Regions from separate parts of the Homo sapiens genome. Here region 1 is linked to region 2. A link is a contact called in ENCODE Hi-C data. All regions are on one chromosome and are shown on one strand. The core of a region is the stretch at or near the end of the contact, and the rest is flanking DNA. Distances in the headings are between cores, read along the strand shown.

Region 1 (5,980 bases), core at 469-2,968, 400 kb after region 2:
CTCCCAGGCGCTGTGGACCAGGCAGGCTCTGTGTTGGGCTTTCCTGGCAGACGATGCTGTAGTTAGTTAATCCTCTCGAGGACATGTGAGATGAGGGTATCATTACCTTAGAGATGGAGGATCTGAGCCTCCAGCAGATAAGCAGCTGCCCCGCTGCAGAGAACTGAAAATGAAGCTAAGCTTGTTGGCTTTTCCCCACCAGCTGCCTCCCACTTCCTCCACCTGCTCTGTCTCTGCAGAAAACATCAAGAATGCAAATCCAGCCCCTTGGCCAGCTCATTTGCACACACACTCACCTCAGGGGTCTCTGGGGGTGTCTTGGATGCAGACCTCCATCCCTCACACCCTCACACCTGTCCGTCCAAGGGTCAGGCCATGCTGGAGTGCCTGGGCTGGCCTGATGGAGATGCTGCACCAGCTGAGTCATGGCGGGAAAACAGCCGGGAATCACCCAATATCTATTCCTTCCTTCCTTTCCATTTTCTTTTACAACAGCAAAATGATGCCAAGATTTTTCTGTGCTTCCCCTGTTATAGGCTGATTTATGGCCTCCCTCCCAAGTTCCTATGTTGAACTCCTAACCACCCAGTCCCAACCCCATATGGCTGTATTTGGATAGATCTTTTTCTTTCTTTCTTTTTTGAGACGGAGTCTTGCTCTGTTGACCAGGCTGGAGTGCAGTGGTGCAATCTTAGCTCACTGCAACCTCTGCCACCTGGGTTCAAGAGATTCTTGTGCCTCAGCCTCCTAAGTAGCTGGGACTACAGGTGCGCACCACCACGCCTGGCTAATTTTTTGTATTTTTAGTAGAGACGGGATTTCACCAGGCTGGTCTTGAACTCCTGACCTCAAGTGATCTACCTGCCTCGGCCTCCCAAAGTGTTGGGATTACAGGCCTGAGCCACTGCACCTGGCTGAGAGAGGGTCTTTAAACAGGTAATTCATTCAAAATGAGGTCATGAGGGTGGGCCCTACTCTTGTATGACTGGTGTCCTATAAGAAAAGGAGACTAGGGCCTAGCAAGGTGGCTCCCAACAGTTTGGGAGGCCAAAGCAGGAGGATTGCTCAAGCCCAGATGTTCGAGACCAGCCTGAGCAACATGGTGAGACCCCCATCTCTACAAAAAATTTTAAAAATTAGCCAGGCATGGTGAGGTGCACCCGTAGTCCCAGCTACTTGGGAGCCTGGGAGGCTGAGGCAAGAGGATCGCTTGAGCACTAGGAATGTGGGGCTTCGGTGAGCCATGATTGTGCCACTGCACTCCAATCTGGGCAACACAGCAAGATCCTGTCTCTAAAACTAAATAAAGAAAGAAAAAGGAGAGGAGATTAGGACACAGGTATGCCCAGAGGGATGACCCTCTGAGGGCATGGCGAGAAGACGGCCATCGACAAGCCCGGGAGAAGGTCCCCGGAAGACATAACCCTGCCCACGCCTTGATCCCAGACTTCCGGCCCGCAGAATATAAGACAATAAAGGTCTGCGGTGAGGCCACCAGCCAGTGGCACTTTGTGATGGCAGCCCCGGGAGGCCAAAACAGCTGCCTGTTCCCCACGTCCCTCTCCCAGCAGAAGCGCATGGGCTGCTCTTGAGCCCCAGCTGCAGTCCATCACTGTCAGTGCTAATGCGAAGCTCCCCTAAGACTGACTTGACAATATTGGCGAGTGGGCTTGACCCACCAGCCTGCATCCGGTGCCGGTGAATGGGCACTTACGTTCCTTATTGAAACGCTACTTGTGGCCCTCTGCTTCCCGGAGCTCCTGGCAACAGCCCAACTTTATGTTCCAAATAGGAAAAGGCTGCTTGATTTAAAGACTCGGACTTCATTAGGCGTTACCTTGATTTATGGAAAAATAATACTGAATGGTTGCATAACAATGGCCCACTGCTCACCTACGTGTGGCCTGGGGTTAATAAAACCGGCACATTTGTCTCTCCCACGATGACGTCAACGTGTACCAGCCCTTCTCTTCCACATGGGAAACGTGTTATGTTGTTCCAATTGTACATTCACTTGGTGAAGGGTTGTGTTAAGTGATTCCAAAAATTGACTGTGTATATTTTCTCTAGGGAAGTTATTGTATATTATTTTAGCTGGGAACATCTCTCGCACACAATTACTAATCAGAAGTGAAAATCAGGATTTGTCCCCGGCCCACCTGGCGGATCTGATGCAGCGCCAGGGCAGCCCGTGAAGACGGGCGCTCTTCCTCCGTGACTCTGGGCCAGGCAGAAGGAGCCTTGGAGAGGCTGCAGGAGGAAGCCCGGCTTGAGGCCATTCCTGTTTTGTCTTGCTGGAATTCAAAGATATTTGTTAATCCTTTCCCCCCACTTGAGTTGAGAAGGCCTGGAATGAGGTTTCACAAGCTGTGCCCTGTAGAGCTCCTGGGGAAACTGGCTCGAAAGAATGACTTCTCGAGAGGGAAACTAATATTTGCTTATTTTCCCCCCACTAACTTCCCAAGGGAAGGCTAATCTTTAGAAACACAGAAACTTTGGAGGCCAATAAAATTGAGAGCAAGAGAAGCGAGATTGTTTCATTGTTGCCACCATGAAGGAGAGTTTGTTTTTACTGGATTTCTTTTTCCCTTCAGGAAGGCTCTGGTAAGAGTCCTGATAGATTATTCTCGCACCCCTGGTTCTGGCTTTCCCCCCATTGTTTCAATTGCCCTTTTAATCACCACGATCTCAGTCAAGGTCAAGGCTGCTGTTTCATGTACCCGTGCCCCGCCTGCCCTCCTCTGCCGCGGATTCCCATGGGGATGTGTGTGGCTGCATGACCACCCTTCCGTGTCACCAATCACACCGAGCAGCCCTGAAGCCAGCGTGGGGTGTCGGCAGGGTGGTGGCACTCGGCATTTCCCAGCCTCTTCTTGGATGCCTGGGGTCCTCTCTGCAGGGTTTGGTGAGGCCCTGCTGGGGTGAGAGCCCTTGGCAGCCCCAACTGTGTCTGATCACAGGCGAAGCATTTATGAGGCAGCTGGGTCCCATAACAGAAACAGGGAAACCAGAGGCAGAAGTGACATTACGAAGTGGCTTACGGCGCTGCTAAGTCAGGGTTGGGGTAGCAAAGCGTCATATAGGGAACTGAAATGCTTTTCAGCGCACAATAGCAGTGAACTGGATGGGAATCTTCGGGCCGAGAGAAGTCCAGGCAGAGGCGTTAAAAAGTTTAGGCAAGGAAAAGGAGTGAAGGGCTGGACCTGGTGGGGTGGGGTCCCATTCCCAGGAGAGTCGGCCCTGCCCCAGCAGCTTCCAGCTGGAGCCTTCAAGGACCTGGAGGGGGCAGGACCAACCCCTCCACCCTCCCTGCCCTTCACCCTCAAGTTCACCTGCAGGGCTGTCTTCTTGCTTACTAAGGCCTGGGAGAGTTTAATTCCAAAGCAGAGGATGATGACTGGAGAAACGGATGCCTGGTTGAGTCACTTCTGGGGGCTCAGCATTGGAATCCCTCTGTAACCTCCCAGAAGCAGAAGTGGTGGCGTCCAAGGCTGCCCAGGCCCCTCCAGTGATGAGGAGCCCAGACCCTACAACACGCCTTTGCCCCCTGCACACCCTTCCTGCTGACAGCCCCATCCCATGCTCCTCCCCATCTGACCCGTGTGTGTGTGTGTGTGTGTGTGTGTGTGTGTGTGTGTGTGTGTGCGCCCCCCACCCCCGCAGACCTCCCGAGACAGCTCTGGCAGCCCCACCTGCCAGGGGTCAAGTGCAATTCCTCTGGAAGTAGCATCTTTCACATGGAAACGTTCCTTTATTTTCAGTAGTTATGGTCGTCAGCGAGCCCTCTTAAAGGAGTCAGGTGTCCTGCTTTTGTTAAAATGACGTTGTCTCCTAACTCTTAGAGAAGAGGAAAAATGTCTCTGCCCAGCTGGCATGCTGGGGCACAGACCACTGAAGCCAAGGCTTTGGACTCGGGGGTTCTGGAGGCTGGAGGAAGGGAGAAGGGGATGCAGCGCAGCGTGTTGTGTGTGCATAGTGCTCCAGGGACTCCAGAGGAGAAAGGAGTCCCTGGGGAAGAGACATGGGTCTGCCTCTTATCCTAAGTGCTTTCTGGTGCTCCAGGGAGAAGTGTTTCTTGTCTGAGATGTGGCAGACATTTAGAATCATTGCTCAGAACTGTCTCATCTTAAACCTTTTAACCAGAAAGTACAGAACCATTGCTCCAGGGGAAATACAAGCTTGTGAGAGCTTCTGTTTGCAACATTTCATTCACTAATCCATACATAACCTTGTTGTGTGTCTGTTTCTGTTGAAAGACACTTTAATATATATTATTGCTTCTTTAATGTATTCACCACCAGCAACACCATAACTCTTGCCTGAACGCAGCTCATCTAACACACATATTTTCCGCATACAGTTCATTGCAGCCTTTTTTTTTTTTGAGATGGAGTCTCGCTTTGTTGCCAAGCTGGAGTGTAGTGGCGGGTTCAAGCGGTTCTCCTGCCTCAGCCTCCCGAGCAGCTGGGATGACAGGTGCCTGCCACCACGCCCGGCTAATTTTTGTATTTTTAGGAGAGACAGGGTTTCACCATGTCGGCCAGGATGGTCTCAAACTCTTAACCTCATGATCCACCCGCCTCAGCCTCCCAAAGTGCTGGGATTACAGGCGTAAGCCACCACACTCGGCCTTTTTTTTTTTTTTTTAAGAGATGGGGATCTTGTTCTGTCACTCAGGTTGGAGGGCAGTGGCATGATCACAGGTCACTGCAGCCTTGACCTCCTGGGCTCAAGTGATTGCCCACCTCAGCCTCCCAAGTAGCTGGGACCACAGGCACACGCCACCACATCCGGCTCATCACAGCCTGTTTGTGCTTAGGAACACTAGACAGCCCTCAAGGTCTTTACCTATAAAGTAGAGATGTCAGAGATGTCAGAGGCACTTGAACCAGAGCAACTCCATCTTGAATAGGGGCTAGGTAAAATAAGGCTGAGACTTACTGGGCTGCATTCTCAGACAGTCTTTTTTTTTTTTTTTTTTTTTTTTTTTGAGACGGAGTCTCACTCGGTTTCCCAGGCTGGGGTGTAATGGCGTGATCTTGGCTCACTGCAACTACCACCACCCAGGTTCAAGCAATTCTCCTACCTTAGCCTCCTGAGTAGCTGGGACTACAGGTGTGCATGACCACGCCTGGCTAAGTTTTGTATTTTTAGTAGAGACGGGGTTTCGCCATGTTGGCCAGGCTGGTCTCGAACTCCTGGCCTCAGGTAATCCACCCACCGTGGCCTCCGAAAGTACTGGGATTACAGGTGTGAGCCACCACTCCTGGCCCCTCCGGTTAGGCATTCTAAGTCACAGGATGAGATAGGAGGTTGCTGCAAGATACAGGTCATAAAGACCTTGCAGATTAAAACAGGTTGCAGTAAAGAAGCAGGCTAAAAAGCCATCAAAACCAAGATGGTGATGAGAATGACCTCTGGTCATTCTCACTGCTACACTCTCAAACTGTCAACAATTTGACAATTTACAAATGCCATGGCAATGTCAGGAAGTTACTCTGTATGGTCTAAAAAAGGGAGGCATGAATAACCCACCCCTTGTTTAGCATATAATCAAGAAGAAACCATAAAAATAAGCAACCGAGGCCGGGCATGGTGGCTCACGTCTGTAATCCCACCACTTTGGGAGGCCGAGGCGGGCGGATCACAAGGTCAGGAGATCAAGACCATCCTGGCCAACATGGTGAAACCCAACTCTACTAAAATGCAGAAAAAATTAGTTGGGTATGGTGGTGCGCACCTGTAGTCCCAGCTACTCCGGAGGCTGAGGTAGGGGAATTGCTTGAACCCGGGAGGTGGAGGTTGCAGTGAGCTGAGATCGTGCCACTGCACTCCAGCCTGGCAACAGAGCGAGACTCCGTCTCAAATTAAAAAAAAACAAAAAACAAAAAAAAAAGCAACCAGCATCCCTCAGGGCTGCTCTGACCATGGAGCAGCCATTCTTTATTCCTTCACTTTCTTAATAAACTTGCTTTCACTT
Region 2 (6,551 bases), core at 3,030-5,529:
GTTTGTATCCCGACTGTGGTGATTCTACAGATCTACACTTGTGTTAAAATTCCTAGCACTGCATTCCCCATCCCCTTCCAGAAGGTCATTTTTACTGTATGGTGGTTTTATAAAAAAGAATTTTAAAGTTGGGTGCTAAGGGTCATCCATGTACAGTGTTCATTTCTACTGCTATCTGGTATTCCACTGTATGACTGTACTACAGCCTACTTATTGATGGTTATCTGGATCGCTCTTAGAGCTTTGTCTTGAGTATCCCTGCACATCTCCTCATACAAATAAGCTGAGTTCCTTTAGGGCTCATAAGGAAGAGAGGAAATTGCTGGCTGTGTGCATCTTTTTTCACCAAACTGTTTCCAAATGTAACGCACATTCCCAGCAGGGGCACGTCAGAGGTCCAGCTGTTCAACATCCTCATCAGCACTGATTAGGAGAGTGGGGTTCCTGCTGCTCTGGCAGGAGTAACAAAGCATCGGATGATGCACTGTGGCCTCACTCTGTGCCTCCTTGGTGGCTGATGAGGCTGAATTCACAAGCTGCCCTTCCTCTCACCGGAGGGTGTGCTCAAGCTCTCTGCTTGGTTTCTCATTGGGTTGCTTGTGTTTGTCTTTTATTACAACTTTTCCCTACTAATTTTTTGTTGGTTGTGTTGCAAATATCTTCCCCGCATTTGTAGCTTCTCATTTGTCCATCTTCTTTACGATAAAGTGCTTAAGTTTAATACAGTCTTATTGGTTTTTCACTAAAGGTTTATTTATGGTTTCTGGTTTCTGTGACTGGCTTAAGAATTTATTAGGTCATAAGTATATTCTTCCAAGTATATACTCTAAAAATAATATATTTTGCTTTTTTTTTTTTTTTTGAGATGGAGTCTCGCTCTGTCACCCAGGCTAGAGTATAGTGGTGCCATCTCGGCTCACTGCAACCTCCACCTCCCAGACTCAAGCGATTCTCCCGCCTCAGCCTCCCGAGTAGCTGGGATTACAGGCACCTGCCATCATGCCTGGCTGAATTTTTATTTTTAGTAGAGACAGGGTTTCACCCATGCTGGCTAGGCTGGTCTCAAACTCCTGGCCTCCCAAAGTGCTGGGATTACAGGCGTGAGCCACTACGCCCAGCCAAGGCTATTTTTACCTACGCATAAAACTGTCTGGTGAAATCATCAATGAAAGAAGAGCACGAACTTGAGGTTACCTGCATGTTTGAGAAGCAAGTGTTTAAGAAGACAGCAGAGCTACAGCCACCTGTAAGTGCCTGGAAGTACACACAAACTAACAACTATCAAAGGAGGTTGATCAGACAGCAAGACAGAATATCGTAGCCACCTCAGGCACCTTAATCCTGGCATCCTGTCATTAGTCAGGGTTTATGATTCCATTAAATATAATTTCACATTCCATATGCCATTACCATATAGCATCTCCAAGTTTAAAAACACACACACAAATTCCTCTCTATAATACTACAGCCCTTGATAGCCTTTCTGGCCTACAAAATAAATCTCATAACTAAATCTTTACAGCTGCACTTATGATGTGAGTTGATTAAAATCTGACACAGAATCTCTGATGGTGAATTTTGAAGTGGAGAGGAACCCCAGGTGGCTGGCCCATGCGGAAGCACGCACTCTTACCTCTATGGTGCCTGCCCATGCAAAAGAAGCACGCGCTCCCACCTCTATAGTGCTGGTCCATGCCGAAACACACACTCCCACCTCTATACTGCCGGTCCGTGTGGAAGCGTGCACTCTCACCTCTATAGTGCCGGTCCATCGGAAGCACGCACTCGCACCTCTATAGTGCCGGGCCTGTGCTGCTGCCCCTGCCACAGCTCCTGCTCATCTGGCTTCTACATTATACTTCGGGCAAGTCTTCCCTGATACATGCCCAGATCTGGTTCTCCTGCCACCTTTCTCCAAGCTTTGTTCACCATGATTTGAAGAGTTCAACACATCCTTAGGCCACATGAGACCTTCATAAAATGCCAGCTCCCTTTCTCTGAGCATTGTGTTAAAGGACAGTGTGGGCCAGAGCAGTAAGAGGAGCGCAGGCTCCTAGAAAATGTGAAACTGAGGCTGGGCTCTGAGACAGGCAGGAGCTAATAAGGGAAGGGCTAGATTGAGGTAGAGGAGGTGGTAAGAAGATTGGCATGTCTGGGGAGCAGCCAATGGGCAGGCTGGATGGGTGAAGCGGTACGAGATTGTAACAGAAGATGAGTATCAAGCAGATGTTTTGAATCTGCCTGTGTCCACAGCTACCCCTGGCATAGCCTCACCTGTGCTCGCTGAAGACAGAGTTATCCAGAACTATCTTCTCCAGCAGTTCAATCAGTTCATTAGGCAGGTCGGCTGTCATAAAGGCTTTGACAGTGACCGAAATCTCTTCAGGATCCCGTGTTTCTGACAATGCTGTCTGTACCACCTGGTTTTAAAAAGCATTTGAAAGAACTTGATTAAAGTCAATTCAAGACTGTATCTTTGAAGCTAAACAGAAGGGAAGGACTCCTCCAAGATGGTCTGGAATAGACACAGAGAAAATGGGAGACTTCTTAATGTAACAAAGGAAGGGTTTTCAAAGTTAATTTCAGGAAATTCTGTTTGCTCTGTTTTGACAATTAGTTTTTCTCTCATATCAAATATGCTACAGACTCTTACTCAGCTCCAATGACCAGTGCACCAGGCATTTTGAAATGAATGTCTCCTTTTAGATTTGTCTCTTAAAGCCACTAATAGCAAATATGGCTCCACTTCTCTAATGAAGACACCGCAGGGGCTTCCAGCAGCCTCTTACTAGAAGAGAGCACTGCCACTGCTGTGGCACAGTCCACAGCCAGAGCTGTGGAGCCACGTGCCTTCACACCGGATGACACTCAGAACCACAATCTGAAGGAAAGACCAACAAAAGACTGGCTGTGCCACCCCTCCTCCAATTATAGGTGTCTCACATACAAAAACACTTACAAATAGGGTGGAAAGACAGTTTTCCAAAGAGTACATTTCCCATGCAACAGCAGTTTGGAACGCCAGCACTGTTCTCTTTGCACTTTGGACCAGGCACCTTCAGTGACTTCCAGAATCTAATATTTTTGCCAAGTTTCTGGTTCTCCTCAGGGGTGGGCAACAGCCGTGTATCAATGAGAGGGAAGAGACAGCTCTGGACGGTCTTTCATGGCTAACACAGCCCTCTGACCATGAACTTTCACCTAGCAATCTTGAGGGGCCTTAAAGGAACCTAGGGTCAAGGTCAGTCCAGTCCACCTTTCTGCTAGTCTTTGTGAACTCAATGGTACCATAAGATGCAAAAGTTCTACCTCTGTGGAATTTGTAGTAACTACAACAAGGAGGCTGAAGAGTTTGAGAACAGGAGCTCTCCCAGCAGCTAAGGAACCAAAAGGGTATGCCTGAGGGAAAGGGGCACCAGGACACAGCACAAGTCCATCCAAAGGAGAAGGTACACTTCCAACAGTGACATCTAACTGTCAATTCTTGAAAACCTTGGAGGCCGGCCGCGGTGGCTCATGCCTGTAATCCCAGCACTTTGGGAGGCCAAGACGGGCAGATCATGAGGTCAGGAGATCGAGACCATCCTGGCTAACACGGTGAAACCCCAGCTCTACTAAAAATACAAAAAAGTAGCCGGGCGTGGTGGCGGGCGCCTGTAGTCCCAGCTACTCGGGAGGCTGAGGCAGAAGAATGGCGGGAACCCGGAAGGCGGAGCTTGCAGTGAGCCGAGATCGCGCCACTGTACTCCAGCCTGAGTGACAAAGTAAGACTCTGTCTCAAAAAAAAAAAAAAAAAAAAAAAAGAGTTCGAGACCAGCCTGGCTAACATAGTGAAACCCCATCTCTACTAAAAATACAAAAATTAGCCAGGCGTGGCGGCAGGTGCCTGTAATCCCAGCTACTCAGGAGGCTGAGGCAGGAGAATCACTTGAACCTGGGAAGTGGAGGTTGCAGTGAGCCGAGATCACGCCATTGCACTCCAGCCTGGTGAAGAGCAAAACTCTGTCTCAAAAAGAGAAAAAAAAAAAAAAAGAAAGAAAGAAAACCTTGGAGCAACTTAAATAAATACACACAGGTTGTTTTAAGGGCAAAAATAAATTTCTACCATCTGTTTGAGTCAATACAGGATGCCCCACCTAAGGTTGCCTCAGGACACTGCTCTCAGTAAACTTTTCATAATGAGGTTCCACTCCAGACACTAAAAGCAGCCTCCCTCTGTTATTATGCGCTCTGGATTACAGGAGCATTGCAGTTGAATTTCGCACCAGGAGGTGGCTACAGATATCCAATTACAGCAGAGATAATGAAAGACCAGCAGCTCTACCCAGAAACAGGAAGACAAGAGGCCCCCGCTGGCTCCGGTATGGTGCAGTGTTAAAGTGGCCCTTCCCCAGTACCAACATGAAGTCACCTTCAAGGTGTACCAGGTGGCTGGACTATACCTGGAGAAATGTCTGATGTCTGGGAACCTGGATGTAGAACCCTAGTAGAATATTGTGTTGTTTAATATTTTTATTAGATTTGGATGGGTAAGTCCAAAGTTGAAACAGAGATTCAAAACAACATGACCTTCCATAAATCTCAAAGTATTTCAAAATAAAAAGTTTATTTAAAAAAGTAGTGGCACAGGCTTGAGGAAACAGTGGACAGAAAACGAGAGGATGAAATTCAGTAGAGATAAAGGTCAAATCCAGCCCTCAAGCCTTTCGAAAGCACTGGTCCAGCAGGTTGGCAATGTGTATGAGGGAGGTGGGAGTTTTAACTGGTCCTATTCTCAGGGCTGAAGCCACTTGTTGGACGAGGGTTTTGTTCCAACATTGGTCTTGCCCCACCCCTAAACAGTCTGCCTAGCACCTAGGGACAGTGCTGAGGGCAGCAGAGGCACTATCTGCAAATGTCTGTGAGGCTATAACTGGAGAGGAGGCTCTTCCACAGGGCTGTGGGAAGCCCTCCCAGAGGCCGAGGCAGACTCCCACCTGCCAGGCCATACCCAATAATGACCCCTGGCCCCAGCACTCTGCCCAGTCTCCAAGGAGGTGCTGGATAGTCACAGGGGCATAAAGAGCACCTCAACAAAGGGAAGTCAGCTGAGACAACCTTGAAAGCTACTTCACCTCTGTCCACGAGGGCTGAGCTGGGCCCAGCATGCAGGCATGACACCAGGTACTCTCTTCCTGGGCTGCATATCCCTGCTTTGGATCCAAGGGCCAACTCTATGCCCTTGGCCAGTTAACAGTTCCAAGTCAGCTTACCCTGGGGAATCAAGCTATTTTTAGGCAAGCTATTTCTGCAGGGGAGAAGGTTCGTAAGGACTAAGATGTTTTATTTATTTATTTATTTATTTATTTATTTATTTATTTAATTTTTTTGAGACAGAGTCTCACCCAGTTGCCCAGGCTGGAGTGCAGTGGCGTGCAGTCTCGGCTTTCTGCAACCTCCACCTCCTGGGTTCAAGCGATTCTCCTGCTTCAGCCTCCTGAGTAGCTGGGATTACAAGCATGCGCCACACAGTGTGTTTTCGTATTTTTAGTAGAGATGGGGTTTCACTATGTTGGCCAGGCTGGACTTGAACTCCTGACCTCAAGTCATCCACCCGCCTCGGCCTCCCAAAGTGCTAGGATTACAGGCGTGAGCCACCATGCCTGGCCTATTTATTTATTTTTTTGAGATGGAGTCTCTGTCTGTCGCCCAGGCTGGAGTGCAGTGGCACGATGTCGGCTCACTGCAACCTCCACCCCCTGGGTTCAAGCAATTCTCCTGCCTCAGCCTCCCAAGTAGCTGGGATTACAGGCGTGTGCCACCATGTGCGGCTAATTTTTGTATTTTTAGTGGAGATGGGGTTTCACCACGTTGGCCAGGCTGGTCTTGAATTCCTGAGACCTCAAGTGATCCACCCACCTCCGCCTCCCAAATTGCTGGCATTACAGGCGTGAGCCACTGCCCTCAGCCAAGATGTTTTAAATTAAAAATGAAACCAGTCACTTGAGCCACAATGATGATCGGACGGCAAAATGCAGGTGTGCAGACATACCCATCTCTGTGCCTCACCTGGTCAATTAGCTGTCTCCTGGATGGGTTGGTCTCCTCAAGGACGTGAGCCCAGAGCTCCGGATCCTTTCTGCATACCAGGTAGCGGGCCTCGCTTTTGAACAGAGAATTCTCATTGCACACCTGAAATGAGCACACTCATGTGTGTGACACAGCAGCCAACCAGCGGAAGCTGCTTGGGAGGACACACCCCAATTCGTTCCCTGTGTGCCTGATACTGGTTTGGTGGACAGTCAGGGCCCAGGCAAGACGCTATGCTTTGACATGGGATGAGCAGCATCCTACAGGGTTAACGATGGACTCAAACTACCTCAAAATGCCCTTTCCAAGTTTACAACAACTCCCAGGGATGTGCCACATATCTGGCCAGTAGGACTTCCTGCATTCAGGGACATGCTCTGTCTCCCATTCTGTCTGATACAGCCACTAGCCATGGGAGGCTACTGAGCCCTTGAAATGTGGTGCGTGACAGGAACTAAACTGGTAATTTTTAATTTAGTTAA

What was found. Hi-C counts contacts between places; a loop is a spot of excess contacts on that map. Pooled maps may share reads with other maps.
Region 1: a loop to region 2 is called in a map of chondrocyte, with 3 times the contacts of the local background. The contact joins two enhancer-like sites. A Hi-C loop is called at or near these places in 8 of 168 maps with a recorded cell type or tissue (GM12878, K562, chondrocyte and 2 more), 4 of 37 single-sample maps with no recorded cell type and 20 of 50 pooled maps.

What each region holds. Positions count from the first base shown.
Region 1 is chr22:19,619,309-19,625,288 of GRCh38, forward strand. No RefSeq gene overlaps it. Among named protein-coding and RNA genes, the nearest start is that of LINC00895, 55 kb to the left of the region's middle. RefSeq lists a silencer at 378-672 and an enhancer at 1,023-1,784. Within about 2 kb of position 1,719, at least 8 of the 41 ENCODE cell types and tissues checked have a DNase peak (open chromatin) inside an H3K27ac peak, as active enhancers do; they include heart right ventricle, where a contact is called at or near this core.
Region 2 is chr22:19,213,837-19,220,387 of GRCh38, forward strand. CLTCL1 (clathrin heavy chain like 1) reads right to left here. Exons shown (of 33, transcript NM_007098.4): 18 at 6,049-6,171; 19 at 2,275-2,420. Among named protein-coding and RNA genes, the nearest start is that of SLC25A1, 38 kb to the left of the region's middle. RefSeq lists an enhancer at 3,882-4,619. Within about 2 kb of position 4,280, at least 5 of the 41 ENCODE cell types and tissues checked have a DNase peak (open chromatin) inside an H3K27ac peak, as active enhancers do; they include heart right ventricle, where a contact is called at or near this core.